2 separate regions of the Homo sapiens genome follow, and region 1 is linked to region 2. A link is a loop called in an ENCODE intact Hi-C map of the cell type or tissue named here. Cell type or tissue: Caco-2. All regions are shown on one strand. Each heading gives the region's core, and the rest is flanking DNA. Links, peaks and the distances in the headings are about the cores only. Region 1 has its middle 58 kb from the start of TMEM144. Region 2 has its middle 120 kb from the start of TMEM144.

Region 1 (2,935 bases), core at 121-2,620, 59 kb after region 2:
TTCCTCTTCATTGTAACGGTCACGGCGAACACCTCTGTAACAAAAGGCAGGTTAACAAAAAAAAGCATGACAAATTTATTGGAGTATAGCTTTGCATTGACACAGGAGCCTTCAGAATGAAGACCCAAAGATACAGGGAAAACTATCTATTTTTATGCTTAGTTTCAAAGAAGTATGGACAGTTGTGTAGAAATGCGACTGAACACAGGGGTACAATCTAACGTGAAGAGACAAAGTGGGGAAATTCGGCAAGGCCCGCCTGTTTAGATTCTTCTTGGTCTCTTTGTGCAGCATTTCTTCCTTCCTGGTATGGGGTGGGACCCCTCAGGAATAAGGGATTTAATTTCTTTATGGCCAGCTTTTACACAGAAAGGTTGGGAAAGGTTGGAGTAATATTTTTACTGAAACCTTTACTCCAATTTTTATGGCTGGCTTTGGGGAAAAGGGGTTCTGGTTTCTATGACCTGTCTTGGTGAAGAGGAATTCTAGTTTCCGTGGCTTGCCTCAGGGGAGAAGGAAGGGTGAGAGATGGAAAGGCAGGGGAGGATGAGAAAGAAACTTTGCCTCTGAGTCCTTCATTTTGGGGTATCATTTTCTGAGCCCCAAGGACCAAGGCTAAAGGAGTAGCCCTTATCAAAAACATTGCTGATCTTCCTGGTGGAGGGAAAACAGAGACAAGGGGAACCCATAATGGCTCGTATAGTTTATGCTATGACTAGACTTCACTCTATTTACGTTCCATCAATCAAAGCAAGTCATATGGCTAAACTTCATAGTGGGGTAGGAAGGACAAAATTCCTGCAGGAGTGGCCAGAAGTGGAGGTGATTGGTATGGAGGAACATTGAATGCTTTGATGTTAATGCACTCTGCCACAAATATTCCTGGAGATTTTAATTCTATAGATAAGGTCCATGGAAGCTGTACTTGTAACAGCTCTCTAGAATTTTGATGAGTCCGATGAAGGTACCCCATGCCTGGGAATCAATACATTAAAATATAAAAAAATTATTACAATCTATGGTATTGACATATAAGTAGAGTGACTATAGGTCCTGATCAGCTAAGGCTTACTTGTTGGTCCAATATAATTATCAAGAGTACTCCCCTTTGTTCTCAAGAGTATCCCAGTCCATGTGATAAAGAATATAGTCACCCTAAGAATAAGTCATCCTTTATGAAAGTAGGGAAGATGGACACAGTCTTCACATGGACTTAGCTCAGTATATTCAGCATTCCCCTAGGCCAATCATATAAACAGGATCTCTTTGGCTCTGATGGATGGTATTCCAGAGAAATGCTCGTCCTGATCTTTTAAAATTCACTGACACACTTTTTCTAGGAGTCTCTAGAGGGAGCTCACATCTGCTAAAAAAGACAGCTGTTTTTGTCCTTTTAATTATGTATTAAAGGCAAAACAGTTGTTGTGCCTCTTTATTGGACTGTTTCCCACCAGGTACCTCTCTACTCACCTGTCCCTGCAGAATAAATATATGTTTTACCCCACTGATGTCAGGGTTGACAACCACACTTGCATTGATCCGTGAAAGAAAAATGAGTGGAAATAATGGTGCCTCTTTAGAACAGACATTTCAAGCATTATCACATGGTTCTGCCTTCTCTCTTTTCCCTCTACCTTAAGAATAGAATGTGTCAAATGAAAGTTGCTCCCTCAACATTGGTCCCAGAATGAAGATGTGGAACAAGGTGTAACTAAACCTCAAAGGACATGTAACCTAAGGAACACATGGACTTTTTGAGTAAACTGCTGTGATTCTGGGATTACTTGATAATGTAGCATAATTTAGCCTCTGTATTGAAGATCTAATTGGGATTAATCTTTCTAGACTAAGTAATACAATATAAAAATTCAAGAAGCAAACCTACAGGGAATACAAAAGCAAATTTAAAAATTCAGGAAATATTAACTGACAGATGAAATTGAAAAAAGTTTGGTTTAAAGCATGTGAAAAAGACAATGAACAAAGTTAAAAGATATGTCCTAAGTTTAATAATCTAAGAACACTTAATATAACCTTACTTCTAAGCTTCCATTAAACATTTGTAGAAATTTATCTTAGTGCACAAAAGCTGTTTCAATACATTTAAATAAATAAAAATATATTAATTATATGAAAAATAGAAATTACAAAAGTAAAAATTTAAAATCTCCAGCCACCTGGAATTTTTTAAATGCTATCTTAATTATTCCTGTGTAAAGCAGGATATTAAAACTAATAATGCAGACTATCTAGAAAATGAAAACAAACTCTATACACCAAAACTAATAACTTGTCTAAAACTATATTTGTAGAAAAATTAATAGCTCTAAGTACTCACATTTACTAAAATATGGAATATTGAATTAAGTACTTAACCCAGGTAGATGAAAAATAAAAAAAGAAGTCCCAAGACCAATAGAGAAAATCAATGAAAAAGTTGGTTCTTTGAAAGATCAATAATATTGATAGGTGGCTAGCCATGTTAATTATGAAAAAGAGGACACAATATTAAAAATAAAAGAGAAGACATAATTCCAGAGCCTATAGACATTACAAGGATACCAAGGAATATAATATGAACAACTCTTATGACCACAAATTTGATAACCTAGATGAAATAGCTAATTCCCTGAAAGATATAATCTGCCACAACTCACACAAGAAGAAATAGATATGAATATTTGAATATCTATTTGATATATTTGAATGTTATATATGTATTTAATAGGCCTGAATAGGCCTGTATATATATTAAAGAAATTGAATTAATAAATAATAACTTTCCAAAACAGAAAGCACCAGGCCTAAGAGAAAACACTCGTGAATTTTACCAAACATTTAAGGTAGAAATCATACCAATTCTCTACAATCTCTTTTAGAATATAGAAGCAGGAGGAATAGTTCTTAACTCATTCTATGAGCCCAGCATTACCCT
Region 2 (2,935 bases), core at 333-2,832:
CCAACAGGCCAAGGCAAGGAGGGAGAGAAAGAGGAGTAAGATGGTAGATATAATCTCAAATATTTCAGTATTATATTAACTCAAATGGACCAAATGTTCCAATGAAAATTATTTCTCTGTTCTAGGCAAAACACACTAGAACCAAGATTGTTAGATTGTATTAAAATAAAACTAACAAGTAATACACCTTAAATACAAGGCATAGAAAAATTGAAAGTAAAAAATGGGAAGTCTTTCTGTGAAAACACCAATAAAAAATGGAAGTAAAAAAATGGAAAGTCATTCTATGCAAACACCAACAGAAAGAAAGCTTACAGAGTTATACTAATAACAGATAATGTAAACTTTAAGGCAAGGATTATTACTAAAAATAAAGGGAAATATTTCAAATGATGAAAGATACAATTCACCAGAAATGTATAACACTCCTAAATTCGTATACGTAGTGTCCAAATATGTAGAACAAAATTGACGGACTCAAAAGAAGAAATTGCCAAGACCATGATCATAGAAGAATTTAATATACCTGTCTCAGTAACTGATACAACAGAGAAAACAATCAGCAGACACACAGAAATTTAGAACACAGCTAGCTTACTTTGCTATGTGCATGTATGTATGTGTGTATAAAACATGCTGCTGGAACATAACCTTCAGCAATTGTATTATACATATTATATTCAAGTTTACATGGAATACAACAACATTATGTATAGCTGGACAGCAAAGTAAGCCGCAACAACTTCGCAAATGTTAAATCATACAAAGTATATGCTATCGTCATAGTAAAATTGTTAGAAATAAATAACAAAAATACAATGAGAAAAAATCCCTGAATGATAGAAGATTTTACGTTTCTAAGTAATCCACATGTCAAAGCAAAAATCATGATTAAAACTATAATATGAAACTATCACATAAAAACTTGTGGAATTCAGCTAAAGCAGTGCTCAGAGGAAAACTTATAGTTTTAAATGCATATATTGCAAGAGAAGAAAGTCTGGTAATTTATTATGGAGGTATTCATCTCAAAAAATTAGAATAAAAATGGCAAATTAAACTAAAAGATTCTAGAATAAAGGAAAATTTGAGAACAAAAATTAAAGAAATTGAAAACAAAAATACACCAGGAAAGTTAGTACTAATGAAGTGGCTACATTGTCTGGAGTAAATACCTGGGGTTTGTCGTCTTGTGCCAGGAAAATTTAGGACATAAACACACAGGAGGAGTTTAGGAGCAGAAGTTTAATAGGCAAAAGAAAGAGAAAGGAAAACAGCTCTCTCTCTAGTGAGAGAGGGAGACTGCCAAGATTAAAGGTGGGCTGGTGGCGGCTGTGCTGGACTTTATCTTCAGCCTTGAGGAGGCAGTGTCTGATTTACATAGGGCTTACAGATTGGTTCGATCAGGTATGACATTTACATATTGCACAGGGAAGGCTGGCTACCCCACCCTAACTTTATTATGCAAATGGGTTTCCAGTTGACCTGGGCCAACTTGTCTGCTCCTTACAATACACGTGGCTGACAAAGAGAAGGGAAGGTGGAGCTGCCTTCTTGAACGTGAGTGGCACAACTGCCAGCATCTATGTCTGCAGCTCAATTTTACAGGCAGCTCTTTGTTAGAACAGACGATAATTTGGGGCTGCTTTCATTAAATGGAAAACCTTACCCAGGACTTTCTTACCCTCACTATCTGCCTAATTTCTTCTTAACTCCTGTATCACTAATAATATTTATAAATATCTTGCAAGACTGATAAAAGAAAAAGAGAAGGTAAATATTATCAACATCATGATTCTACATACATTAAAATGATAAGAGGATATTATGTACAACTTTATTGCAATACCTTTGAAAATTTAGGTGAAATGTATAATCTGATATAGGAGAAAACAGGAAATCTGAATAAGTCTATTTTCTGTTAAAGAAATTTAGTCTATAATAAAACAACAGCAAAAACAACAATAGAGAAAAGTCCAGCCCCAGAAGAACTCAATAATAAAGTCTTAACAAACATTTAAGGAAGACTCATTAACACCTTAAACACAATTTCCCCAAAAGTAGGAAAAAAGGAAAACATCCAATTCATTTTATGAGGCCAGTGTAACATTGATATCAAACTCTGTATAGGAGATTTCAAAAAAGAAAAATTGAAATCTAGTTTGTCTCATATATATATATAAATGCAGAAATCCTCAAGAAAATAACACAACAAATTTAGGTGTATTCTGGGAATGCAATGTTGCTTTAATATATGAAAAATGAAGTAATTCACCGCATTAGTGGCAAAAAGTAGAGAAAAACTACAATAATCTTGATAGACGCAGAGAAAGCACTTCATAAAATCCAATATCCATTTTTTGACTCAAAAAATAAGTCCTCCGAAACTAGTATTCACTGGGAACTTCTTTAATGTAGGAAAAAACCTACAAGAAATAACACACTTTATGGTAAAATAATAAAAGCTTTCCTCCTATGATTGAGAAGGAGAAAACAATGCTGAATACCACCATTTCTATGCAACACATTACTGGAAGTCCTACCCATTGCCAGCCTTAGCAACTGGACTATCTTCAGGACCTAGCAATAGCTCTGGATCTCTGACGTTGCTATTTCTGCATCTTTCAGGAACAGCATTCTCTTCCCTACTTTAGGGCTTCTGCTTATACTGACATTGGCCTGTATCATATGCTGGCACTAACTCACTCTCTCCATGTATTTCACAATCAAACTCCATTGAAAAGGAGAGTTGTACCATCATGTTGGAAAACTATTGGAAATTATCTTGAAAGGTGGAACATTTGTATACCACACAACCCAGTGATTTCACTCCTAGGCAGACCATGAAGAAAATTTTGTACCTTTGTATCAGGAGCCATTAGAAGAAAGCCTGTGGCAGCACAGATCATGTTATTGCTTTTTTTCCCTACTATAA

What was found. Hi-C counts contacts between places; a loop is a spot of excess contacts. Peaks named below come from ENCODE experiments on the same cell type or tissue, not always from the same donor. Only the 100,000 strongest peaks of a DNase experiment are listed, where the experiment ranks them.
Region 1: it touches region 2 in a loop (2.4-fold over the local background); 4 of 110 quality-filtered maps call a loop at or near these places.

Annotation. Positions count from the first base shown.
Region 1 is chr4:158,267,164-158,270,098 of GRCh38, reverse strand. No RefSeq gene overlaps it. Among named protein-coding and RNA genes, the nearest start is that of TMEM144, 58 kb to the right of the region's middle. In Caco-2, for the core only: a CTCF peak has its summit at 1,364; no DNase peak of the experiment used is centred there.
Region 2 is chr4:158,326,231-158,329,165 of GRCh38, reverse strand. No RefSeq gene overlaps it. Among named protein-coding and RNA genes, the nearest start is that of TMEM144, 120 kb to the right of the region's middle. In Caco-2, for the core only: no CTCF peak of the experiment used is centred there; a DNase peak (open chromatin) is centred at 1,435.